2 separate regions of the Mus musculus genome follow, and region 1 is linked to region 2. A link is a loop called in an ENCODE intact Hi-C map of the cell type or tissue named here. Cell type or tissue: heart. All regions are shown on one strand. Each heading gives the region's core, and the rest is flanking DNA. Links, peaks and the distances in the headings are about the cores only. Region 1 overlaps Sv2c (synaptic vesicle glycoprotein 2c). Region 2 has its middle 42 kb from the start of Gm29543.

What was found. A loop is a pair of places that touch in the nucleus more often than their neighbours do. Peaks named below come from ENCODE experiments on the same cell type or tissue, not always from the same donor. Only the 100,000 strongest peaks of a DNase experiment are listed, where the experiment ranks them.
Region 1: a loop joins it to region 2, with 2.3 times the contacts of the local background. A loop is called at or near these places in 3 of 42 quality-filtered maps.

What each region holds. Positions count from the first base shown.
Region 1 is chr13:96,114,536-96,129,909 of GRCm38, reverse strand. The region is part of intron 1 of Sv2c (synaptic vesicle glycoprotein 2c); the gene reads left to right. Among named protein-coding and RNA genes, the nearest start is that of Sv2c, 10 kb to the left of the region's middle. In heart, for the core only: no CTCF peak of the experiment used is centred there; no DNase peak of the experiment used is centred there; H3K27me3 peaks cover 834 bases.
Region 2 is chr13:96,167,039-96,182,412 of GRCm38, reverse strand. No RefSeq gene overlaps it. Among named protein-coding and RNA genes, the nearest start is that of Gm29543, 42 kb to the right of the region's middle. In heart, for the core only: no CTCF peak of the experiment used is centred there; a DNase peak (open chromatin) is centred at 6,662.

The sequences.
Region 1 (15,374 bases), core at 2,946-10,945, 53 kb after region 2:
TGTTCTATTATGTTTCTTAAATGTGAATGATGCTTCAGAGAGCAAGATGCAGTTCCCAGCCTCAGGGTGATTACTGAAAAGATGCCATACTGTGCCGCATGTCACATGATCGCCAGAAAACCCATTGTCTTATGACTAGGAATGTGAGCGCTCATTCTGAAATGAGTTTGTTGAAGACTATTTTATGAATAAAAGCATCCGATTTGTCAGTGTGTCATCGTGGGCAGCTCAGTCTTGTTCATCTTAAGACACCTAACAGTAGATTTCTTGGGATGGTGAAATTGAAACGGCTCTCTAGAGTCTGTTCAGTTGCTTTAGGGGAGAAACTTCAATCCACCGGTGTGTTTTCCTGGTTCTGTTTGTTGGGCTTTCTATCTGACACAGGTTCACAGAGCACATACTTGTTTAAATTCATCCTTTAGATTAGGTTTGATTGCAAGCATAAGGGGCAGCTCTCTTCCCTCTCTCCCTCCTCAATTGTATACAGTTTTCACCCATGGCTACATTTTTTTCTTTGCTTTTTAAATTTTCTTTTTCTTGAGAATCCAGTATAAAATTTTGCAGCAGATTGAATTAGGAGGGTCTTCCTTGAGACAGCTGAGAGCACCAAGAGGCTGAAATTACTGTTTAACCCTTGCTGAAAATGTCTTCATGCTATGTGAAGCTGCCATTTGGCTTTATCACAGTCCCCGCACATCGAGGGCCAGTTTGTAATCATTGCCTATCATGGCAGCTTACACTGTTGGGCAAATTGACCAACATAAAGCAAACAAACAGATCGGCTGAGTTGGGTAGTTTGCTCTTTCCTGGTTCTAAAATCTTCCATGCCAAGAAATAGAAAGATAGGTGACATATATTTTAAATTTGAATTAAAAAAATAGACTATAGAAATATTTTATTAACTCGTTGGCTACTAAATGAAGCTCTGTTTTTGTAGAGAAAGTGCTCCATTGAATTCTATATTGTGCCTTTTAGGGTATGTGTAGCCTAATTCCAATTAATCAATGTTCAAGGCTTGAATTTTTTAGCATTCTATTTTCTTTGTTTATTCTGTCCTTTCTACAATTAAGACAGGGTAAATAATTACTTTTTAGCTTTTAGTTTTGCAGATGTGTTATGAAGTGCTACTTTACATGATACCAGTTTAAAAGCTGTGGTGAAATATATATATATGCATATATGTACTATATATATGCATATATATGTATGTATGTGTGTATATATATATATATATACACCATAAATGTATTATTGTTCCCATTTTAGAGTGACAATAAGTATATTAATGCTGTTGTGCAACTATCACTGCCAACATTGAGAAGTATTTTCTCTCGCCTTCCACATCCAGTGAGTGGTGGCTCCATTTTCTTCCCTAGCTGCTAACAGTTACCAGGCCACCTTCTGTCTCTATGTCAATGACCACTCTGTTTCATATAAATGGAATCATGTAATATTTGACTTGTTATGATCTCCTTATTTCTCTTGTCATAATTTCCAGATGTTTCCTCCATGTTTTAATAGGTGTTAGAATTTTCTCTATCACTCAGGCTGAATGATATCCCACAGTGTGCATGGCTCTACTCAGCTATGGACACTTGGGATACTTCATATTTTAACTTTTATGAATTGTTCTCTTCCAACTTGGTATACAAATGTCCTTTTAAGACCGTGCTTTCAATTCTTTGGACCATATATCCAGAAGTAGAACTGCTGTATCCTGTGTTAATTATATTTGTACTTTTTTGAGGAACTGTGACACTATTTTCCACTATGATTATAACACATTACATTACACTCTACAATGAACAAGGGTACCAATTTCTTTCTTCCATCACCTGTGTGTGTGTGTGTGTGTGTGTGTGTGTGGTATAGGTGTGTGTGCGTGTGGTATAGGTGTGTGTGTGCACGTGCACATGGAGGCCAGTTGCTTGTCTTTTCAGTTACGTTCCCAGCATTCTGTTTTGGGGACTGGGTTCTCTCAGTAACCCCAGGGCTCACTTTCAGCTAGATTGGCCAGAGAGCTCCATGGATCTTGCTGTCTCCACCTCTGAGTTCTGGGATAATATGTGCGTGCCAGTATACCCAGTCATTTACGTGGGCCTAAAGCTCTAGATCAAGGAGTCTCTACACACAGAGCATACTGAAGTCCTATTGTTCACAGAAGTGCTCATGACAGGAGGGACAAGGCGGCTCCCTCTCACTTCTTTTCATAAGGCACAAACCCACTTGTTATAGCAGCACTTTCTTCACTTCCAATGCTGTCAGTCACGCTGGAGATTAAACTCCTGGAACTTTGGAGAACTACAACGCCCAGCCACAGCAGGTGCATTTACGCTAAAATGTTGCTTGCTGTTTACACGAGACATTTTAAACTTGTCTCATTGCCCTGTTATTTACTAAATGCAGCCGATGTCTAAATGCAGCCGATGTGTCTAAAGCTCCTTCATCTCACCATTAAAAAGCTGAAACGAAAGGAGCTGGGGTGAGGACTTAGCACCAGTGCTTGGTGAGCGAATGTGGGGCACTGAGCTTGGAGCCTTGTGAAAGGCAGGGTGTGCTGATTTGTGTGGGTAAACCTGGGGAAGCCAGGGCAGGGGGATCCCCAGAGTTCACTGGGCAGCCAGCCTAGCTGAGGTCATGAGCTTCAAGCTCAGCAAGAGACACTATGTCAAAAGTAAGGTGGAGAGTGGTTGAGGGAGGTATGTTGACCACTGACTAGCTAACCAACTAACTAGCTAACTAACTAGCTAACTCTCTCTCTCACTCTCTTACATACACACACACACATACACACACACACACACACACACACACACACACACACACACACACTAAAGAGAAAAAGGAAAGAAAAATGAAAATCTTTTCGAATCCCAGTCTCCCTTCACTAAACTTCAGTTTGAGGACAAGATAGGGGAGATGGCGTTGCTTTGTCTTCCACCCAAGTTCAAGAACACTCAAAAGACTAAAGTATGACACACAGGGGCTGGGCAGAGCAGGGCAAGGGAGTACTGTAACCACACCCAGTCCGAACTTTGTTGAACCTTGCTGATCGTTCATTTCCCCTGCTGTGAAAGATGATGTTTAGCTTTTAGGGTAGTCTGTGAAGAGCCACAAAATGCTACTAGTAAGCTATTCATAGGCAGACTCCGATTTTAAAGGCTCTGTACTACTTTGCATGCCGACTTTAAAAAAAAAAAGCCTTTTCTTCTCATCTCATATTTTGTAAAAGAAAGAACTCCATTCCTTTTTAATGAATGAATCTCCTTTTCTCTTCATCAAAATTTACTCCCAGAAGCAACCAAATAGTTCCTAGAGGATTTAACTGTGTAGTTACAACTGCCCTGTTCTCAAAGAGAGTCTATTTCTGGAATAGTCCTGCCCTGAGCCTGCATCATGAACTATCTACCTAGGCAGACATACAGTACATCACGTTTCGAAGGGCTCTGAGTGCCTTATTTAGTGCACTGAGGTCCTGTTGCCTCTTGAGGTTCTGTAAGCAAGGGGTTCCATGCTTTCTTTTGGTTCTGGGTCCTCCTAATTATATAATGCATATGCACATACAGTGTGTGCACACAGACCAGACCAGTGTGCATAGTTAGATTTTATTATGACCCAGGCCTGTTATTGTTCAGAGATTTCATAATTTTTCCCCAGACTGAAACACATCAGCAGACACCTGATTCCCGTGTTTGTCCCTCCCTCTGCACTGTGCCTGCCTCCGCCTGGCTGTAAGCATCCAGTGTGCATCGTGAGCTTGTGGAGCAATGTCACACAGTCTCCTTAGGAATGAATGGGTCTCCCATCTCATCATTGTCCCTGTGACTGTGGAGGAAGTAAAGTTTCTGGTTCCAGGGATGCCTTTATGGGGGCCCAGTAACTTGCTTATAAGATTCTGTCTTCTCCAAGATTCAGGTTTGGACGTCTACAAATAAGTGATCTTGGAAGGTTGACATATTTCCTAAGAAAAGTATCTGAGGTGTTGTACCCTTTCCTTTAAATTAGTCAGCAGGGTCATGTGACCTGTGAGCCTCTGCTGCAGAGAACTGCCAAATGCTTTGGCAGCTCATAGACAGGCGACCTGTTTTGTCACTTCAAGCTCTGTCTGTTCTCGTTAAAGGCATTCTTTTTCTGTCCCCCCCCCCCATACTGAGATTTGAATCTAGTGCCTCATATGTGCTAGCTAAGCACTCTACCAATGACACCAGTTCCAGTCCCAAAGCTACTCATGTTAGTAGTTCTAAGCATGCCCTTCTGCCATTTTTCTTTACTTCTGAATGTGTGCACCTAAGAGACGGTCTAGTGACTCTGGCAACCTTTCTATGAGTTTTTGGCACAAGACTATATGCTCTAGTTAATGTATACTAAACACATTACTGCCACATGGAACACTGAAGTAATTTAACCATAACTTTTAAAGACTCAGTTTTAATATGCTCGCTGGGTTTTCTGTGGGTCACACAGCAGGGGCAAGGAGAAACAGAGACTTGTGATGGTACCCACAGTCCTCTCTCTGCTTCTTAGGATCAGCCTCCTCAAAGACTCCCCACTCCTTGGAATCCTCAGTCTCTGCTTGGGCTCCCTGTGGCTCTTGTTCCCGGCTTGCTTCCCTGTAGTCAGTGATGTATTACCTCCCTGGCTGCCTTCACTGCCTAGACTGGCTTGGCCTCTGTGCGGTATTAATAGAACCTGCTGATGTTACCATGAGCTCTTACTGTCCTTGGGGAGATTAGAAAAAGAGTGAGGAAGCATGGGGGCTGGTGAGAGGACACTTCCAGGGACACAGCGTTCTGTACTTGCCGTCAATTGTCTCCTCGGATGCAGCCCTATTATCTTAGGATGGTAGAGAGTGCCACCCAAGTTTCCTTTCAGTTGGAAAGAGCTGGTTTCTAGGAGACCTCTTCATCTCCCCCTTTTAGACATGATCAGAGTTACCAGAGATGAGAGGAATCATTAGAAGTCAATTATTTGCAGTAGTGGGCAATTATAAATAGCATAAATGTCCGTCAGAGTTTGAGCAGGTCAGTTGGGTCATCCAAATCACAAAGCATTGTACAGCCATTGAAATAAATAAGGGGCAGGCATGAACAGGAAACCCTTTGGATACATGTTAACATTAAAAATTTACCAAGTGTTTATCAGAAGATATGGTATGCTTTTATTTAAGAGAAACTGAGATACATTTAAAAGTATGGAAAAATGAAGTCCAAACTGGCATCTTTGGGGAGTAAGTTGGAGAAGATCTTGGAGAGAGACAGAGACAGAAACAGAGACAGAGAGACAGATAGGCAGAGACAGAGAGAGGCAGAGAGAGAGAGAGAGAGAGAAAGAGAGAGAGCATTTATTTTGCATTATTTGCCCCACCTTTAATCAGAGTTGCCCAAGATACTCCCAAAGCATTATAGGCTGGTGCTACTTCCCTTTATTTTCCCCTCAAGAGGTGGGAAGTTAAGTCCCTATTGCTGAAGACACTAGGCATGGCAGACACAGGACTCAGAGGATCTGAGCTGGACCTGAATGTCCCCAACCTGAAGACCGATGGTCCCAGAAGGCTCCATGGAAGCTTCCAAAGCAGGGAAGCAGCCAAGAGTGAAACCCATAGAATACTGATGTACCACAACAATGACCAGTATGGCACAATAACCCTGACTAGGGCAGTAGAGGCACATATGCCTTGGTGGTAGCCAACAGCTGGCTGGCTTAAGTCCTACTCACTAAGAGGAGAATGATGGTTAGTATTGGAAGCCTAGCCAAGTGTTCAGAAGTACTGAGGTCATGGATCCTGGATGAGAACCTGCAAGTGTCACTTTACTAAACCAGCACAATTCCTAATAACTATTCCTTCTATGGTCTGCTCAATAGTAACCTAGCAACAGCCAGGTAGGCCTGGTTTGCTATAAAGGGGTCTATTTGGCCTCTCCCTCTTTGTCTGACTCTCTGACCCTTTTTTCTCTCTCTCCCCCCTCTCCCTCCCTTCCCTCTCTCTCCATATGTTCCTGACCAGTCTCTCTCTTTCTCTGTCTGTCTCTTTCTGTTCTCTCTCTGTTTCTCTCTGTCTTTCTCTGCCTTTACTCTCTTCTCAACTCCCCTTCCCATGCCTCCAAATAAACCCTATTCTATACTAGACCAGTCCTATGGCTTGTATCCCTGAAGGGGGGATTTCTCAACATGGGCCCACTGAGTCACCCCCTACCACCGCACTATACCATGCTCTATAAAACATATCCTTGGTTCTATAAAACACTCCACTAAATACTCATCCTTATACCTACGTAATAGTATAGTCCTCACCCCTCACCAAGAAAATGTCTTTTTTGCAACAGATGGAGACCATTACAGAAAATCACAACTGATCAAAACATAGAGCTGTGGACCTCACCAACTGCAGCCCAGAACCTCAGCCTGCTTAGTTTGTACATATGAGGAAGCAGGTTTATTGCTTACAGCTGAATAAGGAGGTGTGCTCATGGTGTAAGGATGAATCAGGGAGCAGATTTAGCTAGTCCCAGTAGGAGCTCTCCGTAGGGGATCAGTCTTGGGTGCCTCTGTGGTTGACAATTTCTACCCACACTGTAGAAACTCTGGCCAGAAAGCGTCTTTTCCATCCATACCTCTGAGTCTCATCTGGGGAGGCTGTTTTTGTTTTTGTTTCTTTTGCCACTTCCATGGCTCTGAGACATTATGATTCTTGACACATTTATGCAACACCACACAGTCACGCAGGCTTCTGCCACTTCCACACTGCTGTCTCACTGCTCTCTTAATTTACAGTTTTCTGATGGCACAGGAGATTGGGTGGATTTCCGTAGTCTTATTTGTTATCTGCACATCTTCTTGGTCCAGTATTTGTTCAGAACTATTGACTGAACATTCCAATGGAGTTTTTTCTTATTGTTGAACTTTCAGAGGTGGTATTATCGTTTTAAAAACCAGTCCTTTATCAGTTGTAGAGTTACTTTTTGTCCTCTCAACAGTCTTTTGCAAAGCCCAGAGCATTTTCTTTAGGATAACAGAGAAGCTCTTACTAAAACCTCAGGCTTTCTGAAGGTCCCCAGATAAGTCCTGTGAAATGGTCACTAGATGCTTTGAAGGGGGAATCCACACTTGATGGCAGAGTCACAAGTGATATTTGTGATGGCTCCAATGTTTGTTTGATGCTCCCATTGTCAAACAATGAAGCTTGTCTCTCTAAGTCTCTGTGAACTTGTTCTAAAGAACCAGTCAACTGCTTTAATAAATGCAGTTAGAACACCAGAAAAAGAGAAAGAAAGAGAAAAAGAAAAAGAAAAAAGAAAAGAACTCTTAAAATTAAGATAAAACTACTTTCTCTCAAAAAATAAAATGAAATTGACAACTGCTTTCATTGACAGAGATTTTACTTATGCTACACTGGGGTGGGAGGGGGGAAGTTGGTGAATACAACCAAAGATGATTTTTATAGTTTTAAGAAGGCTTTAAACCTTTCTCTACAACTCAAATACTAATAGACTCTCCTTACTCTATGTCAGTGTGTCAGCAGAAAGCACACATTTCTAACATGCACTTACTTAATCCAGAGACCTGCCAGGGCCTGGGATTTTCTTCTGCATTGTTGTAAAGACTGTCCATTCAATACGAATACACAAGGAAGAGGTCTCAAAAGAACAGATCACTTGATGGTCGGAGTAGCTATTATTTTTGGCATGCAGTATAATTCACACTCTAGCTGTTTCTAGGGTGTGGGCTTTGTTGGTCTCCACATCTCTGTTACATCAGTTGCTGCTGCATCATCTGGGTTAGGAGCCCTCAGGGGCTGCAGCAACAGAACAGCCCAGATCTACGGCGCTGAGTGACCTCTTACCCTGAGACATTTCTGAACATCCTCTTCCAAGCCTGGCTGTGTCAGGGTTATAAATCTTGGTAATGAAATGTACTCTAGAGCTGCTACTGTGTTGCTTTCTGGAAGAAGTCTGTAAAAGCTCCTGCTTCAAAGAGGGAACCTCATCCCAAGGCTAGTAGTCGCCACATGAGAATAGCAGGCATTTGCTATGGTTCTACCTTGATAAGAGACTGCTTTACTAGAGAGTTCTGGATTCTGTTGAGCATCCTGCTGGGTAGCCTTGAGCATCCTGCTGGGTAGCCTTGAGCATTCTACTGGGTAGCCTTGAGCATTCTGTTGGGTAGCCTTAAGTATCTTGTTGGATAGCCTTGAGCATCCTGTTGGGTAGCCTTGAGTATCTTGTTGGGTAGCCTTGAGTATCTTGTTGGGTAGCCTTGAGCATTCTGTTGGGTAGCCTTGAGCATTCTGTTGGGTAGCCTTAAGTATCTTGTTGGGTAGCCTTGAGCATTCTGTTGGGTAGCCTTGAGTATCTTGTTGGGTAGCCTTGAGCATTCTGTTGGGTAGCCTTGAGTATCTTGTTGGGTAGCCTTGAGCATCCTGCTGGGTAGCCTTGAGCATTCTGTTGGGTAGCCTTAAGAATCTTGTTGGATAGCCTTGAGCATCCTGTTGGGTAGCCTTGAGTATCGTGTTGGGTAGCCTTGAGCATCTTGTTGGGTAGCCTTGTGCATCCTGTTGGATGGCCTTGAACATCCTGTTGGGTGGCCCTGAACATCCTGTTGGGTATCCTTCTCACATCCCACTCCCAGCCTCCCTTCTCTGCTCTGCCTCCATTCACCTCACATACAACTTTAAGTTACAAACAACATTTATAATTGATTTTATAAAATTTATTTATTTGTTTGTATGTATAGGACTGTTTCATCTGCATATACGTGTTCCTGATGCCTGTTGAGGTCAACAGAGGGTGTTAGGTCCCCTGGAACTGAAGTTACTGGTGATTGTGAGCCACCATGTAAGTGCTGGGAACTAAACCTGGGTCATCAGCAAGAAAAACAAATGATTTTAATCACTGAGCCATCACTCTGGCTTCAAGCATTTTAAATTTTAATTAAGTCCAACTTACTAATGTGCTTTCATGGATCTTACTTCTAGTTTTGCATCTAAAGTGTCACTGTCAAGCTCAAGGTCAGTTAGATTTTACCCTGTGTGCTTCAAAAAGTTTTGTAGCTTTTGTTTATTGTATTTATGTCTATGACCCAATTTGGTCAATTTTTGTTAAGAAATTTAAAAATCTAGATTTATTTTTGCAAGACTATGTGTGATTGTCTATTATCATTTACTAAAAAGCCTATCTTTGGGGCTCTCTAGTTCATCTCTCAATCTAGGTGTCCAGATCTTTTTCCGATGCATTCCTGTCTTTATTATTGTAGCTTTTGTTGTAATTCTTGATGTCAAGTAGAAGGTACTCTCTGACTTCGCTCTTTTTAAAAATTATTTCTTTTCATTTTCTTTAGACTATAATATAATTACATCATTTCTCCCTTCACTTTATGTCTCCAAACTCTCCCATAGACCTATCTTGTTCCCTTTCAAAATCATGGTCTCTGGGCCCAGGGATCATTTCAGAAGAGGAGGCAGAAATACTGTGAGAGCCAGAGAGGCTCAGTGTTTGCTGTGAGGTTGTATATCTGAGGATTGTAAGCAGAGAAGCTACACCCATAGAGTCTCACCGACATGACTGCCCCAACCTGAGCCAAACAAGGACAACAATGGATATTGTCTTGTTCTTTAATGTATGTTGATATTTGGCTTCCTATAGGACTTTAGAACCAGTTTGTCGATGTCCACAGCATAGTTGGGGGTGCGTTAACCAGATCACATTGACTGCATAAAGTTAGAAAGAATTGACACATTTGACTATTGAGTCTTCTCATTTGCGAAAAGAACTCATATTATTTTTAAACTCAATTTTCTATATTATACTGCTGGTATAAAGAAACATAGTTAAATCTCCTATCAGCCTTGTGTCCCACAACCTTTATAACTTCATTTATTCGTTCTGATAGATCCTCCTTCATAAGTTCCTCAGTATTTTATGTATAATAATAGTTACTTATAATTAGAGTTAATTGGATTCATCTCTTTCAGTCTGCATGGTTTTTCTTTCTTGTCTTATTTTATAGTCTAGGGGCTTCAGGATAATGTTGACTAGAAATGGAAAGACATAATATTCTTTTGTTGCTCTTAATCTTAGGGAAGGGCATTTACTATTTCACAATGAATATGGTGAGAACCAGTGGGATTTATATGGTTTTATTATCATCAGAGTTGATAAGCTTCTTTTGTTTCTAAGTTGCTGAAATTCTTTAATGAATGCATGTGTATTTTATCTGATGCTTTTTCGACTCTTCTTACTGTTATACCAATATCCTTAGAAATATAGACTACTATGGTTTTTAGTTTCTTCTCATTTAGATTTGCTGTGAAATGCTGTGTGGCATTTTTAAAAAAGAAATATATCAATGTTAACCAGGCTTTTGCTAGACTTCCTGAATAGTTGTTTGTCATTACAGTTTTCTTATTTATTTTATAAGACTTCCTGCTTCTTATATGTAGTTGTATTTCCTTAATTGCCCCTAATATTCAGGTAATTTTAAAATAGATATTCTGGAAATTTTACCTAGAGAGGTAGAATTATCCAGGACCCTTTAAAAAGTAAAAAAGTTGTCTAGCAACTTTTCCTGTTTCAGTAGAATATGAGGGCTAGGTGCCCATTTGTTGGGGATTTAGCTTACTGCTTATATTATGCTAATTGGGTTCTCAAAATTGCACAAGAATCCCTCATGTAAGATACTTAGGGTCACTGTCCTCAGTTGACTTCGATTGGTAAGGAAAGTTGCTGGCGGCCAATGGCTAAGCAGGAAGACAGAGGTGGGACCTTAGGGCAAGGGACTAAGAGAAAGAGGGTTTGGAACCGGCATGCTGGGAAAGCAGAAAGACCAGGCGTGAGAAGTGCAGGACAGAGAAACAGAGAGACTGCCAACATGTAAGAGTCGGGGATCATGGCCCAGGAGGGCTGCAGGCCTGGGTCCAGGGTGGCCATTTTTAGAAAGTAATAATTCAGGAATATCAGAGGGAAGACTGTAGCTGCGGGGAGGTTTGGAAGTGCCTAGCCATGGAGCTGTTTAATGCATATTAAATATAAGGCTGTGTGTGTGTGTGTGTGTGTGTGTGTGTGTGTGTGTGTGTGTGTGGTTCGGGAACCGAGAACACTGGGTTGAGTAGCAAGGAACTTGCGCTGCCTTGGGATGCTACAATATTTGGTTAAACATTGTTTGGGGGTGTGTCTTTGAAGCTATTTCTATATTCGGTCACCATTTGGATCCATAGTCTTAAGTAAAGCAGGCTGTGCTCCCTAATGAGGATAGAACTTATTTAAAGACTGAGTAAAAAGTTGAAAAAAAGAAACATTTTTATATGAGACTGTCCTGTGGCGAGGCCACTGGTTTGTCCTGTGGCAAGGCTACTGATTTGGCTTTGGATTCAGACTTAGATTCCATACAGAGCATTCTGTATCATGGGTCTGGTGTTCTCAGCCTCCATAATCGTGTAAGCCAATTAACTGCACTAAATAACCTTTATATTCATATCTGTACCTGCGTATGTCCTAATAGCTGTTTCTGGCCAGTAATTACTTCTTGAGCATGGGAACTGGCACCCTGTCACTTAGCCCACAGTCCTATAAGACCTATAACGCACATGACAATCTGCATAAGGTATTGTGCATCTTTCCAGTATCCCACCACACATCTAGTCACTCAAAAAATTAGTTTCCAGTGGTTTGAGCTTAGAACTGAGGTATATTTCATGTGAATATACCAGCGTCTGCGTCTTCTTGAAGTGTAATGTTTTATAGGAGTGAAATTCCTTTTAAACAAAGAGAAGGCTACATCATCCGTGGAGGTGACATTTACCTGTTTGTGGTGTTTAGTTACTGAGAAGAAACCCATCTTTATCTAATTGGTGTTTGTTAGATCTCTGATCTTCTTCAGTTACATACTTGAAAACATAGTTTGGAGCCAGGCTTCATGGCATGTCCCTGCAACCCGAGTGTTTGGGAAGCCGAGGCAGGAAGGTCATATGTTTGAGGCCAGCCTGTATTAATAATACATGGTAAAACCCGATCTCAGTAGTGGGGTGAGGGAGGAAGGAGGGGGAAGGAAGAAAGGGAAGGAGATTTGGAGATGTAGTTCAATGGTTGTCTTAGACAGGGTTTCTATTCCTGCACAAACATCATGACCAAGAAGCAGTTGGGGAGGAAAGGGTTTATTCAGCTTACACTCCCATACTGCTGTTCATCACTAAAGGAAGTCAGGACTGGAACTCAAGCAGGTCAGGAAGCAGGAGCTGATGCAGAGGCCATGGAGGGATGTTCTTTACTGGCTTGCTTTCCCTGGCTTGCTCAGCCTGCTCTCTTATAGAACCCAAGACTACCAGCCCAGAGATGGTCCCACCCACAAGGGGCCTTTCCACCTTGATCCCTAATTGAGAAAATGCCTTACAGCTGGATCTCGTGGAGGCATTTCCTCAAAGCTCCTTTCTCTGTGATAGCTCCAGCCTGTGTCAAGTTGACACAAAACTAGCCAGTACAATGGTAGAACATTTTCTACCAGTCAATCACGTGCAAAGCCCTAATCTCTCTTTCCCTCACATCTAAAAAGTTATTTAATGTAATTCAAGTAGTATCTTAATATTTAAACCTATGTGTGAAGGTAGGTTATTTTAACTATGAATAGATTTTAATAAGACAGTATAAAACTTATTCTAGTCTTTGGATTTTTGGACAGTTTTTAATTCTTTGTATTTTAGTGCTATGTAATAAAATGATACATATGGTTGGAAATGAGGAAGGAATGGCTTATTGCTTAGGGAGTCTTTCCACATCAGCATTGAGTCTGAAGGGAGCAGATTTGTCTGTGACAGTGGTGTTTGCAGAGAATGTACAATCCTTTGTCATGACTCTAGCTCTTGAGCCCACTTGAAACGGAAGGTGGGGGCTTTAGCTGGGAAGGCCTTGAGCTTTTCAGGGTGTCTCTGATTATTTTTTAGTAAGAATAGGTAAGTTTTGAAGGGGAGAAAAATAAAAGTATGTGTTCAATTTGGTAATCTAATCTGGCATCAAACTTCCTATGTAGGCAAGGCTAACCTTGAAATCTGAATCTCCCTGCCTCCACCTTCCATGTGATGAAATTACAGGCATGCACCATACCAGCCAGCTTTTATTTTTATTCTTAATTTTAAAATATCATCAAATGAAAGTCTCAGGTTATGATTACCTACCTGCTTACCCTAGATTTTCAACAACTGCTGTTTTCAAGAACTCAAGCACATTTTTCTCCAAATCTTAGGTTTGCCATTTGTAAATTGGGCATTGGGAGGGAGGGAGAGACGTAAAAATCTTTCCTGGGGGAGGGAGAAGGCATCGATGACTGCAATTTATCTTGAAATGCATAAAAAAATAAGATAAACTGTTGGATGAATGAGTGTATAATAAAGGGAGAGAGAGAGAGTGTGCGCTGCTGAGACACCTGGTGGATTCTTGTGACTTCTTCCTAACATGCATGAGCTTTTAAATCCTCCTATTCTTAAAGTTCATTGTCAAGCAGTGTTTCCTATGGGATTCCCTGCCTTCATTTTCTGGGGACACTAGAGACTCTAGAGCAGTGCCTCTCCACCTTCCTAAGGTTGCAACCCTTTAATACAGTTCTTGACATTGTGGTGACTCCTATCCATAAAATTATTTTTGTTGCTACTTCATAACTGTAATTTTGCTACTGTTATGAAGAGTAATGTAAATATCTGCTATGCCACATATCTGACATATGACCTCTATAGAGGTCATGATCTTGTGGTCTCACAGGCTGAGAGCCACTGCTATGGATGGCAAGTTTAGTTGCCCACCATGATCAATGAATTTGAGGATGGGATGATTTTCCTGTCAGCGAAAACTGATTTAAGGATAATTCCGAAGAAAGAAATCAGAAGGCTTTGAGAGGATGGTGTAGGAGAGAAGAGAGCATGCCTTCTTATGTGCCTTCTTTTCTACATGTGGAGTGTGGATAAGAACTGCCCAGTCTTTATCTGTGAATGCAGGCACTGTTACTGCTGGGGCAGAGCCCTCCTCTTTTATTGATAAATTCATTACAGCTAATTGTGTTCCCGAACATGTATTATTGTGAATGAATACATAATGATGGTGGGCCCTTTGGGGTGTGGATGTGTGTGCAGAAGAAGCTTAGATTGTATTCAGAGACAGTAACTAAAAAAAAAAAAAATTGAATCAACAAAGCCATATAAAGGCTAGCATCCGCCTACCAGCAGGCCTGAAGAGAGAAGCTTATGATTAGCGTTGTAAATTAAACATAAGACTTGTATAACTAATCAAAGATTAAGGGAACGTTTACTAATTCATTTGATCTCAATTTTTGATGGGGGGGGACATTGTGCATCTTCTTGTTATTACCATATTATTTCTTGTTATCTTATTATTATTTCAATGATTGGTTGGTCTCTATGTCAGACATTAGATGTAACATACGATCTATTCAATGAGACTCCCAAATAAGTTAGAAAATTACTGTTCCTATCACACCTCATCTGTTGCTTTAGAAAAATAAATAGTTTCAACATGATTTTGAAATTAGGTATCATAAAGTTTACAAATCTAAGCATAAAGCTATCTTTTTATAAAGATTGTATCGTGCCTGAGTTATTGAGAATGTTGGAGATGTTTTAAAGTTATTTCCATTGTTTTTCTAGCTTTCTGTGTAAGTGCCTTCAGTGTGTGTGTGTGTGGGGGGAATCTTTATTCTTGCTAATATCAATGGGTTGTGACATCTTCACTCAGAAAGCCACAACACAGCTAACAGCCTTTCCCGGGGTCTCCTGGTCACACTGCTTTTCTGCTTGGTAGGGTGGTTTCTTGCATTCACAGGAGAACTAACCACTGATTTTCAATCTGTCTGACATACAACAACACGGAACTCTCTTTATAACATTTTTCCTGTCTCTTTGACTGACAGCATTGAGAATCGAGATGTCTGCCTCTTCAAGTGTCAGCTTCTCAGGCCAACCATCACGCTGATGTTTGACCCACAGGCCATTTGGCCCCATCATCCAGGCAGCTCAGCTCCCCGTCTCTCCACCCCACTGGCATCCCCCCCACCCCACACTGATGCAAGAGGGATTTGTATAAGTTTCAGGCCATTTGTATTTCTCTTATTTACCCCAAAGCACAATTCTCCCGCCCCAACAACATGTGTGTATTCCTTAGGAAGACCAATTTCTTATAGCTCAGAAGCAATGACACCCCAGCTCTTATTTGAATTTGAATTGCTCAAAGTCTTCAAAGCACAGGCTTGCCAGCAAATTGCCCGTGATATTTCATTTGTGAAATGCCTGGTGAACATTTATACTGTCAATAAACTATAAAATTAGCAAATGTTTATTATCTCTTTCAAAAATTGGGATAACCGTGAAAAGAGAAGCTGTCAAT
Region 2 (15,374 bases), core at 2,775-10,774:
AGGATCAAAAGTTCAAGACCAAGGTCAGCCTCGGTCACTTGGTGAGACCCCCCACATAGAAATAAACTGTAAACCAGGGCTGGATACTGCTCAGTGGTAGAACACCTGACTGGCTCTGAACTCAACCCCTGGTGATAGGGTAGGAAGAAGAACTGAAGGTTGTGGAGCTGTGAGTTTTGAGGAGACACTGCCAGTACTGTCAAGGTCTTGCATATGTTGTAGATCTGGAGAGATCACTGCATATGGTGATCTGCCAACCATTTGTCAATCGTAGAGGAATTTTTGATGTATTGTAAGAGCAGAATCCAGACTGTTGTATGTTGAAAGGTAAATGGGGTGAGAGAAATGGAGGTGTGAGCACACACCTTCCATTAAGAACATGGTAATAGAACAAAGACTGATAGGAGATAGGCGAGCACTGGTTGTCTTCCTTCGGGAGAAACTGTCAGGGAAGACAGAGAAAACAAATATGGAAGAGCAACAGAGAGAAAGAGTGCCAGCCTTCTTGACTTGAATATGTGAGCCACATGAGTCCGACGCAGCATCTCCAGCAGTGCAAGAGCAAGCGTCTGATCATAATAAATGAACGCCCATTCTAGAAACAAATTGTATTCTGATATTAATAGACTCGTGCCCCCATTCAATTACCACGATACAGAGAAATTTTTATCCATCCTGTCAGCCACTTCCACGGCAACTCTAATGTCCCATCTTTGTCTCGCTTTCCGTTTATCTCACCGTTCCCAATACGCAGCAACGTGCTTCACACTGTAAGGGTTTAATTGATATTGGGGAGCTGAGCTTAATTTGAAACTATGAAATGACAAGTGATATGGGAAAGTGTCAGGTTCCCTTATGTATTTACTTATCTGCTAACATCAGTTTTTCTTCTTTCCTCAGAAAGTTATCTATAATTGAAAGGATATTTTACTGTGATTCATTTGAACCTGTTCTATAGTACATTTCACCCCATTAATCACAGGGAAGATTTTAGCCTCATACCTTCATACGCAAAAATGGCTGGGGTATTGAGTTAGGATGAAAGCTTTTACCTGACCTTCGATTATATCAGAATCTTCTTGGCAAATAGATATTACTTGACTTAGTCTTAAAATCAAAATGAACATCGCAAAAAAAAAAATAACAACAAAAAAAAACCATTGAAATTATCAGTGTTGTGCTGTGTCTTCCTACACTGTTCTTGGATCTAGTTTCTAGTCCCCAGTCTGCAGGGCTGGCATTAATAATGTCATTGAGCAAAACCAGGAGCCTGGGTTACAGGGAATTATCTCATACCACTTTGCAGCAGGGCAAGGCTAGTGTGGGAGCTGGGCGCTCACTCGGATGCCTTTCTCCCCACTCACTTGCTCCCCATGGTGCAATACCTCACAGCTGCATTCAATAAATGCTCACGAGTGTCATTCTGTGCACTGGAGGATGGCTTTCTTCTCTCAGCACGCCTGGTGCATTAACAGACGCCCTCTCAGCCTTAAATGTTATATGGGCATCCTAAGAACCTGGCTCCCATGCGTGACAGGCACTAGAATAGATCCGTGCACACTTCAGGATGGCCACACCCAGCCTCGGCTCCACACTGCTCTAATTCTCTGTCACCCACTGTCTATTACAACAAAGTCAGCTGGCGGGCAAGAGCATTCGTCACCATGTCACCTGCCAATTTCGTTCCGTATTAATTCCCCTCTCTCCTCCACGTGAGCAAAGATCTAATCCTTTTCTATGTGACCTCATCTTCACTTAGACATGAAGGCGTGAGGCTGCCAAACATAGCAAGATCTAACTCTCACAGTGGCTAGACTATCATGGGCAATCGCTGAAAAGCCTGCTATTCTCAAGTCTTTCTGAATGGAAAATAAGTATATGTCTTAAGCTATTTATTTATTTTTATTTAATTTTTATAAATTTTTTTTGTAATTATTTTATATTTTATATTTTAAATGTATAAGATTATAAAATGTATATACAATTATAAAAATTATAAAATTTTAAATATATAAAATTTATAACATTTTATTTATAAAACTAAATTTTATAATTATTTTTATTTAAATATTTTTTATACTCCCAGTTTTATAACTTTTAAAATTTAATTTCATTTTTATTTTTATTCACTTTACATCCGCTCACTGTCCCCCTCCTGGTCACCCCTTCCTACAATCCTTCTTCCACCCTCTTCCCTTCTCCTTTAAGTGGGTGGATCTCCCCTAGGTATTATGACACTTCAAGTCTCTACGATGCTAAGTGTTTCCTCTCCCATTGAGGCCAGGTAAGGCAGCCCAGCTAGAAGAACATATTCCACACACAGGGAACAGCTTTGGGGATAGCCTCCATTTCAGTTGTCCAGGACCCACTTGAAGACCAAGTTGCACATCTGCTACATATGTGTAGGGAGGCCTAGGTCCAGCCCATGTATGTTCTTTGGTTGGATATTCAGACTCTGAGAGCCCCAAGGGTCCAGGTTAGTTGACTCTGTTAGTCTTCCTGTGGAGTTCCTATCCCCTTAGGGGCCCGTAATCCTTCGTCCTATTCTTCCATAAGGGTCTCCAAGCTCCATCCACTGTTTGGCTGTGAGTGTCTGCATCTGTCTGAGTCAGCTGCTGGGGGAGCCTCTCAGAGGACAGCCACGCTAGACTCCTGCCTGCAAGCATGACAGAGTATCATTAATAATGTTAGAGACTGATGCTTGCCCATGGGATGGGTCTCAAGTTGGAGCAGTTGTTGGTTGACAATTCCCCCAGTCTTTGCTCCATCCTCTGTGCCTAGTCTTCTTGTAGACAGGATAAATTTTAGGTTGAAAGTTTTGTAGGTGTGTTGTCTCTATCACTCCACTGGAGTTCCTGCCTGGCTACAGGAGGTAGCCTCTTCGGGTTCCATATCCCCAGTAGTGTGAGTCACAGCTAAGGTCATCCCCATTGATTCTTGGGTGCCTCCCTTATCCCAGGTCTCTTCCTCGTCCTGGAGATGCCCCCCACCTCCTCACCCCCATCAGCTGCAGATTTCCACTCATTTTATATACAATTGTATTTTATATACAATTATAAAAATTAAAATTTATAAAATTTGTGACACTGTATTTATTAAATTATTTATTATTTTATACTTATTTTTATTTATATTTTTTCAGTTTTAAAAATCACATATTATCCTGTCACTGGAAAGTTCAGTGCCGAAGCGTGCGACTGGGACACACGGGGCGGTGGCTTGCACACTGCAAATGTTGCTATTCCCCATGCTCACCCACATCGCCGCTGACTGTTTTAGAAGGCTGATTTATAATGACATCTAATGCTTGCAGATACCAGGTTCAAATTTTGGAGTCAATCAATACATATAAATTATGTTTCTTTCCTCTATGTTTTAAAACCACTGTATCTTTTTTTAGCTGATTCCTTCAGGTGACTTCTATTAATACTGCCCAGAGCCTCTGGGCAACTGTACTTCCCTCTGAGCAGTCGTTTGCTGTCTAATTAAGGCAACAAAAGGTTCCCTATGCTACAAGATCCTTTGTACGGATTTGAAGGGAGGAACCCACCATCTTTTAAAATATTTAGATGCATTAGATGCGTGGTACTTGATGCAAGAACTCTCAAATGTGACCAGGAAGACATGATTATTACAACAGAGTCTAATGGACTTCTGACTTAGCTACTGGTGACTTAGGAACATGGTGGCGCACGCCTTTAATCCCAGCACTCGGGAGGCAGAGGCAGGCAGATTTCTGAGTTCGAGGCCAGCCTGGTCTACAAAGCGAGTTCCAGGACAGCCAGGGATATACAGAGAAACCCTGTCTCGAAACAAACAAACAAACAAAAACAAAAAACAACAAAAAAGAATGTGTGCATGCATGCCTGTGAGTGAGTGCAGGGCATGTTCCTTCAACACCATTCCATCTATCTCCCGTGCTTCTCCTCAACGTAGGCAGTGCTGTTGGGTTGCTATAGATAGTTCCTTACTTTCCTATAGACACAAGCATTTTACACACACACACACACACACACACACACACACACACACACTTTAAATATACATTTATGGATTTCTCAACCTTAACATCATTGATATTTCCTCTGAGGAGAAAATATTCCTCACTGAGAGCCACTAGCATTATGATTCCGCCACTCCTGTCTCGGTGTTGATTTATTTTTCTCAGGGTATTTCCTACGTTTGCTTTTCCTTTACTCTTCAATAACAAACAGTATATACATACCCTTAAATAGGAGTGCTTTGTTTTTCTAGGACAGATTTGTACAAGTAAGACTGGCAGAGCACTCTCAGGTTGCCTCTTTATAGCCTGTAAGAATTCACCTGCCACCACAATGTCTCAAGTATTGCTCTACTCTCACCAGCAGTAGATAATAATCATATTTCTTCACATTGTTGTTAGGTGCATAAAAATGATGCCCTGGTATGACTTTGATTTGCATTTGTCTTGCTAATTCATAACGATTCATATTTAGAAACAAGGGACTTGTTTTCTTATAATAATCATAATCAATAGTCTATTGTCTTATATAGACCTAGACTTATCCTTTCCTATTGTACCTATTTTGCCTATTGTACCTAGTTTTCCTGGTCCTTTGAGAGTTCCATCTGTATTTTTGTTATACTTCTCCCTAACTCTTGCCCAATGAATCATTTTCCCTACCCTCCCAACTTCGTGCCATCTTAAAAGAGGGGGAAAAAAATCCTTCGAGACCAATCTGTGCTGCCCAAATATTCTTAGCTGTGTGGACTTCTGTTGGAGCGTGTCTAACTTACTCTCCCTCTTTCAGCAGCTAATGATTGCCACTATCCCCAGAACTAGCAGTAGGATTTAGGGCTCGCATCACATCTCCCCACTGGAGTTTGGTCTAGCCGGGATAGCACGGGGTTTGTACATGCTTTTACAGCTACTGAGCTCATAAGTGCGGCTGTCCTGCTGTGTCTAGATGTTTCTTGTAGTCCTCCATTGCTTTAAGCTCTTACACTCCTTCTTCCTTCCCTTCCACAAGGATCCCTGAGCCTTTTAAGAAGATTGTGGTATACATGTTCCCTTTAAGACAGCGCATTCTGCACTCTCTCACTCTCTGCACCTTGGCTACTTGAGGGTCACTAACTACTGTAAACACAAGATTCTCGGGTGAAGGTTAAGATGCATGGCTCCGTGGGAATAACAGTAAGTTGCCAAGAATCAGTTCAATATCATGGCTACTTAGCAGCATAAAAATAGTGGGTTCTCCCCCCCCCCCCCCCAGGGCCTATGACCTGTCTCGCCATAGGTTCTTGGCCTGGGACTGGTGCCAGGCATGGGTTTCATCCTGTGGAATGGAACTTATATCAAATCAGAAAGTGTTTGGCTCCTACCATGATACTTGTGCTACTATTACGCCAGTTGGGTATGTCTCTCCTGGGCAGTCATTATTATAGCTCAAAAGGTTTGTGTCTGGATATGACTGATGATCAATTTTCTCCTCTAGTAGCTTGAATGCACTTTCCTGCACTGTGGAAGCTAGCCAATCGGATAAAAGCTTTAGTCCTGTCCCAGCTTGATTTTCTACATCCTATGACTGAAGCCTGCCCGGTCCCCAGCAGTAGGGTTTGGCTGTCAATTTCTGAACTATAACCATGAGCAGTCGCAGTAGCTTGTAATGTTTGGGAGTCCATGGGACCTCTCTGAGTAATAATTCCAAAGGGAATAACTTGTACCAAGGGCTGTCTTAATTGTTATTCTTGGGTATTGGGTAGAGGCTTTTCTGCTTTCTTTTTTCACCAATTTGCCAGAGCTCTTTGTTAAGGATATTGTGATGGTTTGTATATTCTTGGACCAGGGAGTGGCACCGTTTGAAGGTGTGGCCTTGTTGGAATAGGTGTGACCTGGCTGGAGTAGGCGTGTCACTGTGGGTGTAGGCATAAGATCCTCACCCTAGTTGCCTGGAAGTCAGTCTTCCACTAGCAACCTTTGTATGAAGACATAGAACTCTCAGCTCCTCCTGCACCATGCCTGCCTGGATGCTGCCATGCTCCCACCTTGATGATAATGGACTGAACCTCTGAACCTGTAAGCCAGCCCCAATTAAGTGTTGTTTTTTTATAAGACTTGCCTTGGTCCTGGTGTCTGTTCACAGCAGTAAAACCCTAACTAATATAGATATTAATCCTTTTCCACATGTATTATAAATAAATTTCGGGATTATAAGTCATTGTCTTTTAAATTTGATTTTAGATGTAGTACCATCCCTTTATTTTGTAGGGTCCATTCTGTGGGGAAAAATTTAATACAAGATAAAAGGAGAGCATCTTGCTCAGAATTGTAACTTTAGCTGATAGTAGAGTAGAGCAAAGACAAGGCTCGGTTCCCCAGTGAGGGCTCCCCCTCAGCACTGCTCCAGGGAGCCAGTCTTCTCACTCTGCCCCATCCTACACTCCATCTGTGCATGTTTACAATAAAGAGGAAAGTCATCTTGAAAATGCAGGGCAGCAAGGGATAATAAAATATCGCAACATAAAAACGGAACACACGCCTTGAGTACATAGCAATTCTTTTTTACAATGCCCCTTTATAGTAATTCAAGCAACCAAGTAGCACGCTGGGAGATTGCTGGCCCGCTGGAACACTAAGGGGTATCAGAGATAGAGCAGATGGCTGTGGGGCATTCCTGACTGGGAATTCTGCCAGCGAGCATTCAGTCAAGAGGTGCAGAGTTACTCTGAGCAAGGCAGCCAGGAGACTAATATGCTCTGATGGCGTGATGCCTTTTTGCAAGCTGCAGGGCTGTTTATTCAAACAGTGTAGGAAACAGGCCTTTTGGAAGCTCCATCTAACATCTGAAGTAGCCCATTGCTTTGGAGTTCTCTTCCCTGTAAGAAAATGTATTAGAATAAACATTCTTTAAAATGTCATTTCATCTACTAAAAGTCTGTAATTTTGAAAAAAAAATCATCCAAAATTTATCCTCTATATTGAGACATTAAGCCCATGAACTTCTATAGGCACAATTTGCAACACTGTTTATAATACATGCTTGTAGCTGGAAACCCAGAGGAATGTGAAATGGTGACCAAGAACTTGTGTATTTGATAGAACAATAAATAAATAAATAGGAAAAAGAAAAGGTCTACCTGGTTTCTGTGTGGTCTCAAGGAAGCCAGTCAAAGCATTAACGTTTGATCATTTTCAATTAGGGTTGTGGGACGTGAATAGAGGAGATAATTTAAAACTACAGACCTAATCCAGGATTCTGATATAACCTTTTCTAAGGGATTTGGTCCCATTTACCATCTCCATCCAACGTGATGATTAGGTAGCCAATTTCTGTTAGGAAAGCTCTGTGATATCAGGGGTAAAATGGGCATAGAAAAGAGGTTGACTGACTTAAAAATCCAAAGAAATTTCTTCAAATTAGCTATTAGTCTGGGAAATACACACACACACACACACACACACACACACACAATGTAACTTCATGGAGAAGGAAATAAATACCTGGCTTTCCTATAAGCTCAGGAGTTAAAATGAAGATAGTCAGGGTAGTCTGCCTCTGTCCTTCCTTGGCCATTTGCCATAGTTTATTAGGGGTAAACGTCGGCAGAATGTCCGTTTAGAGTTTAATTTGTCATCCTTTACTAGAGCTATGTGTATATCCATCAGCTAGAGTCTGCCTTGGCAGCGAGTTCCTGAAGTGAGTGTGCTCTCAATATCAGCAACACTTTTAGAGTTTCACTGGATAGGATCCCCAGCTCCGGAGACAGATTTTCATCCAGGTGATCTTCGGCTCCAGTTTGAATGGGAATCACTGCATAGGGTTGAAAGCCCAAGGAAGCCATTTGATCGGGGAAATTTTATAATTACCTATTTCTTTTTTTATTAGGTATTTTATTTATTTACATTTTAAATGCTGTCCCCTTTCCTAGTTTCCCTTCTGAAAATCCCCTATCCCCTATCCCTTCCCCTCTCCCCCTGCTCCCCAACCCACCCATTCCCATTCCTGGCCCTGGCATTCTCCTATACTGGGGCATAGAATCTTCACTGGACCAAGGTCCTCTCCTCCCATTGATGATCGACTAAGCCATCCTCTGCTACATAAGGAGCTAGAGCCATGGGTCCCACCATGTGTTTTCTTTGGTTTGGGGTTTAGTCCCAGGGAGCTCTGGGGGTACTGGTTAGTACTTCTTAAAACAAACAAACAAACAAACAAACAAACAAAAAATTTCCAGTAAATTTTACATAACTAAAAAGGGTTTAATTCTTAATATACATAGCCATCAAGAGAGCTCATATAATCTTAGGAATAGACATTTACATACTTAAAGTGGGGTGATTAGTTTTCTAGAAAGGCAGATAGCTTTGGTCAGAGATTTGATTTCTTTCATTGTCAAGTCTCTTTTGGGAAAGTTTACATCTCTGCCTAAACATGAATTGTTTTCCCACCCATCCAAAGCCGTTGAGAGGGGCCAGTAGAAATAAGTGCTGCTGACTCATTGTGAAAAGTGATGTCACATGCGTTAGAGGAGACCTGCCCTTGATGGGGACATGGCTCAAGGCCATCACTTTGTGAGAGCTAGGAAGCCAAATCCACGCAGCTGGGCATATGCAATCTACCTGACTGGGTCTCTCCAGAGACTATCTATCTTGGAAATAGACCTCTTTTTGGAACAGAGGCAGCCACTGAACATTTTGCTGATTCCAATCTGGGGCTTCTCTATGAGTGGTATTAAAAATATTTACTGAGGGCTAAAGAGATGGCTCTGTGGTTAAGGACACTGGCAGCTCTTGCAGAGGGACCTGGGTTTGGGTGCCAGGACCCGCATTGTGGCTCATAAATCGTCTATAAAGTCAGCTCCAGAATCTCCAATGGCCTCTTCTGGCTTTTATTGGCACTATAAACACATGGTACACATATATAAATGTAGGAAAACATTCCTATGCATAAAATAAAAACCAAATCTTTGAAAAAATTTTTTAACAATACATAGCAGAAAGAATGGCCATTTCCAAATAAACTAGATAGTAAAGACTACTCTAGCTTACCAGACCCTATAAATGTTCAAGTTATTTAGAAGAAATCTGATGGATTTTCAGACTTGGAGATTTAGTTTTTCATGTGACCCAGATGTCACAGGCTAACTGATCCCCAGGTTTGCACAGGGACTGCATGGAGCTCTCCAGCAAAACTCCCATTAGCCGGATCATGCTTTGGTTCCTGGCTCTTGCGTTCCTCTAGGCATGGTGCCTGCCTTCACAGCCAGCTTACATGGTTCCAGCATGTGGTACAATCCAGCGCACTATACAACCTGCAGCTCTGGCCCTGCTGGTCATAATAACACCTACTTCCCACACCATGAGTCCTTCTGACTGAGCTGTGGCAGCACACAGGCTCCCCGCTCCTTCCCAACCCCTGACTGATACCCTACCACCTCCTGGATACTGCCAGGTCCAGCTGTCCAGCTCTGCTGTTGGGCATCATCGGCACATGCCACCATCATTCGTAGTTTCCATAAGTAAGAAATTGCTTTTCTTGTTCAAGGGCCCGGATCCTCTCCCAGCATCTGTTGATAAATGTGCAAGCTATATTAAAAAATCAGCCCATAAAAGTCTGCCAGAGGATTTAATATATTCAATGTCTCAATTATTACCCAGGTCACATTATGACAGGATACTAATTTGTTAATGGTCAGAGTGACATTCAAGAGTAATCAGCTTGAATTAATGAGTTGACATTAGAAACCATATTATTAATTGCATTTGCTGCTTGCCTCACATACTGCTTTATTCTTTGCAATGGGTGCAGAATTGATCCATACTTTAGCAATGTGCCCAGGGTCCTTCACACAGTTTAGTTCTGAGCCTCCATGGAACTGTGTGGCTTCCATGAGGTTGTGGGCTTGGCTCTACCCTTAAGATTGACACAGAAGGTATTTCAGTCATGAGCTCAGAAGACCTGACGCAGCTTTGCTAAAAGAGGAAGTATCTAAATTTGTCGGTTCCTATGGTTTAAAGAAACCATCTAGAATCTCTCAAATAGTATCTAGTATAAATACACTTTATTAAAAAATATAACTATGAAAGTGCATGCATGCCCTCTTCAGTACGCAGAAAATCAAGCATAGAAAAGACAGTAACTAGCACAAGTCACTCTTTGTATAAATAAAGAACCGAGAGACAGAGAACAGCAATGCTCATGATGGAGCGAGAGATGGCACAGCAGTGATTAGAAGTGTGCCTACATCCTCTCCAGGTCTTAGAGTTCAGATTTTCTCAATTAAGGCATCTTTATCTCTGATGACTCTGCTTGTGTCAAGTTGACTTAAAACCAGCCAGTACACAACTAACTTCTACAAGTCATCCTCTGACTTTCACTCTATTACTGGAGTAGGCTTACAGATGCACGTGAATGCGCGCATGAACACACACACACACAAATGCAAAATGTGAGATAAATAAATAGATAAATAAAATAAAATAAAGTAGGAGAAGGACCCTGTCACGAGGATCACAGTGATCCTGAACGTATGCCCAGGATCGTTGGGAAGGGAATTCTGGGATCCAAGAGCTTAGAGAGTTGAAATGGGTGGACACATTGATGCCTTTGGCCTAAAGATTCCTTGAAGGATGAGGCCAGAGCAGGGAGACAGCAGATTTATCTAACCTTGTTCTATGAAGGACAGGGAAAGATTAAGAAGCACTTGAGAGAATAAGCTGGGTATAGTATCTGCCATCCACCCCCTCCTCATCTTGATTGGGCACCAGAGTTGGTTCTGTTGATCTGACCCTGGTGGGGACTTTATCTTCCCTCATTGCTCCTCACTGGTTCTTCCCAAAGCCACACTATTATTCAGGGAGGCCTGCCACTGTTCACAGGTTGGGGAGAGGCTGGCATTGTCTTACTAGAATCCTTCAAAATCCACAGGCCTTGCTGTGCCTTCTTACGTAAACAGCCATTCCACCACCTGCGGCAGCTCTGTTGGGTCAATCCATCTGCTCTTATATCGGCTTTTCAATTCTGCCTTTTATAACTCTTCCAGCCTCCGTTGTTATCTGCACCACTGCTGCTCTCTATGAGCCTTTGGGATGTTGGGTAATCTTGACTACAAGTCAGCCCTTCAGTGTGCATCTCTCAGGTGTCCCTTTTAATATCTGAAGTGTTCTGTCCCTGGGGACTTATGACTAGAGATGATGAGTTGAGGATGCAGGCTTTTGAACAGGCTCAAGTCTGAGTCCCAGATGGTCTACTATTGTGAACTTCAAACTCATAAGCTTTAGTTTCCCCCTCTATAAGATCAAGACCAGACTCACCTTACCAATTTGCAGTAAAAATGAAATGAACTGTATATACGATATTTAGCTCAGCACCCAGCATGTGGTCAATGTTTCATAAACGTCCAAATCCTTGCTTCAAGGACATGTGAAGGGCATGTCAAAAACTTACAGAACATCCTCCCAAGTCTGGGAGCTCAGTGTAGCATGTAGGATCCTTTGGTGGCTCTCTTCTGCCCTGTCTCCTGTCTGTTCATACATGCCCCTGCCAAGAGATCCCTATGCATGTCACATGTGGCTCATGCTTTCTGGCCTATTCCTGTTATTCCAGCTGCAGAGTGTTTTTGGCTTCTGCATGGCCTAAGTGCTGGTCCTCCTCTCTCCTGGTCTCAGTTATGTCAAAGGCAGCCTCAGGGCTCACTTCTCCCAGAGAACCTATCCTGTCTCTCCTTTGCACTCTCTGCTCTACTTAGAGTAGACTATCTTTCCTACAAAGCTGCAAATGTAGTGTCTATCCTACCCTCTCTGCCTGAACTACCCATAAGGACCTGCTTTACCTAATAGAATATGGCTAGATGTGGTTTCTAGCTAATCCCAGGACTTTAGGAGAATTGGCAGCTTCTGTGTGTTATCTTAGAATGCTCATGCTGGTTAACATAACTTGCTTATTGGAAACCTGAGTACCTAAGGCTAAGGTGCAAGCTATCCTACTCATGAAGAAAGCTCATTTAGAAAGAAGGATGCGTTCCATTCAGTCATGATGTCCACCTCTGGTATCCAGCCTCCAAGATGGTCTCCAATGGGCTCCAGTGCCTGGTGCTTACAACGATTACTCAGTCTTCTTCTCTATAGTGCCAGGATTGGTCTGCTTGGTGAGTGGCGGACAACACAAGGATGAGGGGTACTAGATAGGGGGATACAGGACAAGTGGATACAGGATAAGGGGTTATGGGGTAAAGGGATACAGGATGTGGAACACAGGATAAGGTGGTACAGGATAAGGCAGATACAGGATAAGGAAGATATAAGATAGGGGGAACAATGTCTTTGATATATCTTCTATGTCTGATACTTCGCAAGCATTCTTAATAAAACAATCTTAACTAGTAATTGGGAAAATGGAATATTCAAAGAAAATAAAAATTATTTTAAAAGTTTTATAACCCCAAGGCCACCATACCACTGTATTATGCTATCACCCTTTAAAAGAGCTAAGATGAAGGTCCAGGTGAGTTCAACAGAAACCAGTGAGAAAGCGCATTTGGAAAGGTTGTGTGGAGGGCTTTGCAGAGGAGGTGTGAGTTGATTAGTCTTTTTATGTTTTGTGAAACAAAAATTTAAATTTTCCCTTTCCTCCTTCCAACCCCTCCAATAAACTACCCTTGCTTCAGCAGACTCTCAAATTTATGGCCTCATTTTCTCACATTGTTTATACATCTGTGTGCATATGTATGTTGTATGTATGTATACCTATATATATAAATACAACCTGCTCTGTCTATATAATGTTGCTAGTATGTGTGTAGGTCTGAATCTTTAAAGACAGAGCAAGGCTGATCACAGGGTGCCTGACTAGATGAGTAGAATCTGTTTCAAAACCTTGGCAGAGCAGTTCCGATCCATGTGATTGTCTGAAGGACGCACTATTGCAAACAAAGGCTCTGAAAGGCTTTCCTTACTGAACCGAGAGAGCTTTTTCTAACAGCCTGCTGAACTCCACAGTGCTACAGTGTTCACATAAAATGAGAAAGAAACAAAACAGTGCTCGCAGACGAACCGGTGCTGCCAAGTTGGTATTTTTAAAATGAAAAGACGTGGGCTCTGATCCCAGAAGGCCTCTCTGAAGGTGTGTTTAGGGACGGAGACAGACCCCAGTCTTTCACAGTGGTGTGAAATCCTAGCAGAAATCTGCCATGTCTCTTTAGGGATGTCTGCTGCAGGACTGCCTCAAGCATTCTTTCTAGTCACGACTCTGCCAGTGGCTCCACCCATTACGGAAATTGGGGCTTTTTTCCATCCCTGTCTTTATTACTTTAATGCTCTGGCTCCTTTCCAACCCTCATCTAAACAGCACTTCTATGCATCTGCTGAGAACAGGAATTGTGATTTTCCCCGTTGTTATCATTTGACAGTCTCACATTTAATAGAATTTCCCCCAGTGCTTCTAATAATCTGGGTATCCTGTGATCGAAACGTGATGTGTGTATACAGTAAGTAAAACTCTAGGTGCCCTGACTTGTGGATTTTGACAAGAAGAATCTATTCAAATAAGCAGCACCCAAACGAAGAACAAAACCATTCCAGCACTCAGGACTGCCTCATCCGTCTTCTGGCCCCAAGAGGAACCGTGATAACAGGCTACCATCTTGCCTGATTTGAACATATCTGTAATTGGGATCACAGTGCATTTTCCTGTCTGACTTCTCTCTCCCAACATGCTTGGGAGGTTGATCAGGGTGGTGGCCAATGCTGCAGTCTGGGCCTTCCTGAATGTCCAGTGTAACTATAGTTGTGGCTGGACCTCAAGTGTCTGTGCCCTCTGGTAATGGCATTTGGGTTATTCCCAAATGAGGCTAAAGCATATAAGCTGATTGCTTTAAATCCATAAAACTCATATGTTATTGATGAGAAAAAGGGATTATGCTATTAAAAGATATTCCATCACCACCAGCAGAAGTAACATAAGAAATTTGTGGAAGATAGTAATTATACCTCATAGTAATTATGTGACCTGATGCATATGTTAATTAACTAGAGTTAGTCATTCCACAGTGTGTATATAATTCACTATATCGTGTTGTGCTATGTATCATGATTATACACAGTGTAAGCTATCAGGTTGTGTGTGTATGTGTGTGTGCATGTGCGGGTGCGTGTGTGTGTGTGTGTGTGTGTGTGTGTGTGTGTGTGTCCGCGCGTGAGAGAGAGAGAGGGGGGTAGGGAGAAGGAGAGAGGGAGAGGGAGAGGGAGAGGGAGAGGGAGAGGGAGAGGGAGAGGGAGAGGGAGAGGGAGAGGGAGAGGGGTCTGAAGTCCCAAAGACCCAGGAATTAAAATCACCTTCATCAAGTGCAGAGATGGTGGATCTCCTAACTAATGGCAGTGTCCTCCCTAGTTTGTTTATTACTTACTTAGCATTCCTCAACCTCTCTCATTTTTTTCTATGAAAGTTTTAACTCTTTAGTGTACCTTTCCCACCTCTTGATGCCAGAACTTTAAAAACTTTAATCTTAAAACCTGTTTATGAGCCTGTGAAGCTCAGCAGATAAAGGTGTTGCTGAGCAAAACTAGCAAGTAGGATTTGTCCCCTGTACTATATGTGTACACTGTGGCACACACATGCACACACACACACGCACACACACACATACACACGCATATGCACACACACACATACACACGCATATGCACACGCATATTCACACGCACATGCACACATACACATACACACACATACACACACACACACACACACACACACACACAAGAGTAATCATATATGAAATAAAAGGTTGATAAACTTCTACTTTAATTTACTGCACTTCTTTTACCTTGATGTGCTGGAATCAAAGTTCCCAAAGGAAATTATCTACAAATCAGAATTATATCACTGAAGCCAGAAGCTAGAGAGAGGGCTCAGTGGTTAAGAACACTTGCTGTTCTTGCAGAGGGCCTGGCTTCAGTTCCTAGTCCCCCACATGGTGACTCACAATTGAACATACTTCCAGTTCCAAAGGAAGTATGGCCACTTCCCTCTTCTGACATCCACAGGTACTGTGCATACAATGATGAACATACATACATTCAGGCACAAAAAAAATCATAAAAGTTTAACTGAAGTTTTAAAAATAGACTAAATCCAGGATGCATTTGAAATTTGGAAAGATGTGATTTTCCTTCTCATCAAATATAGATAAGTTGCTTCTTTTAAGGAAAGCCACAGAAAGAAATGCATCCAAACTTCCTTATTTGTCTGTATAAAAATCCAGTAATGAGCAGAATAGATCACAAAGTAGGTGTGCATATAAATGACTACATGCAGATTTAAAATATTTGTGGTTCTTGCTATTAAAAGCATAGCCAACACAAAAATGGGAGCATGAAGCAAATGGAACTAATAAAGGAC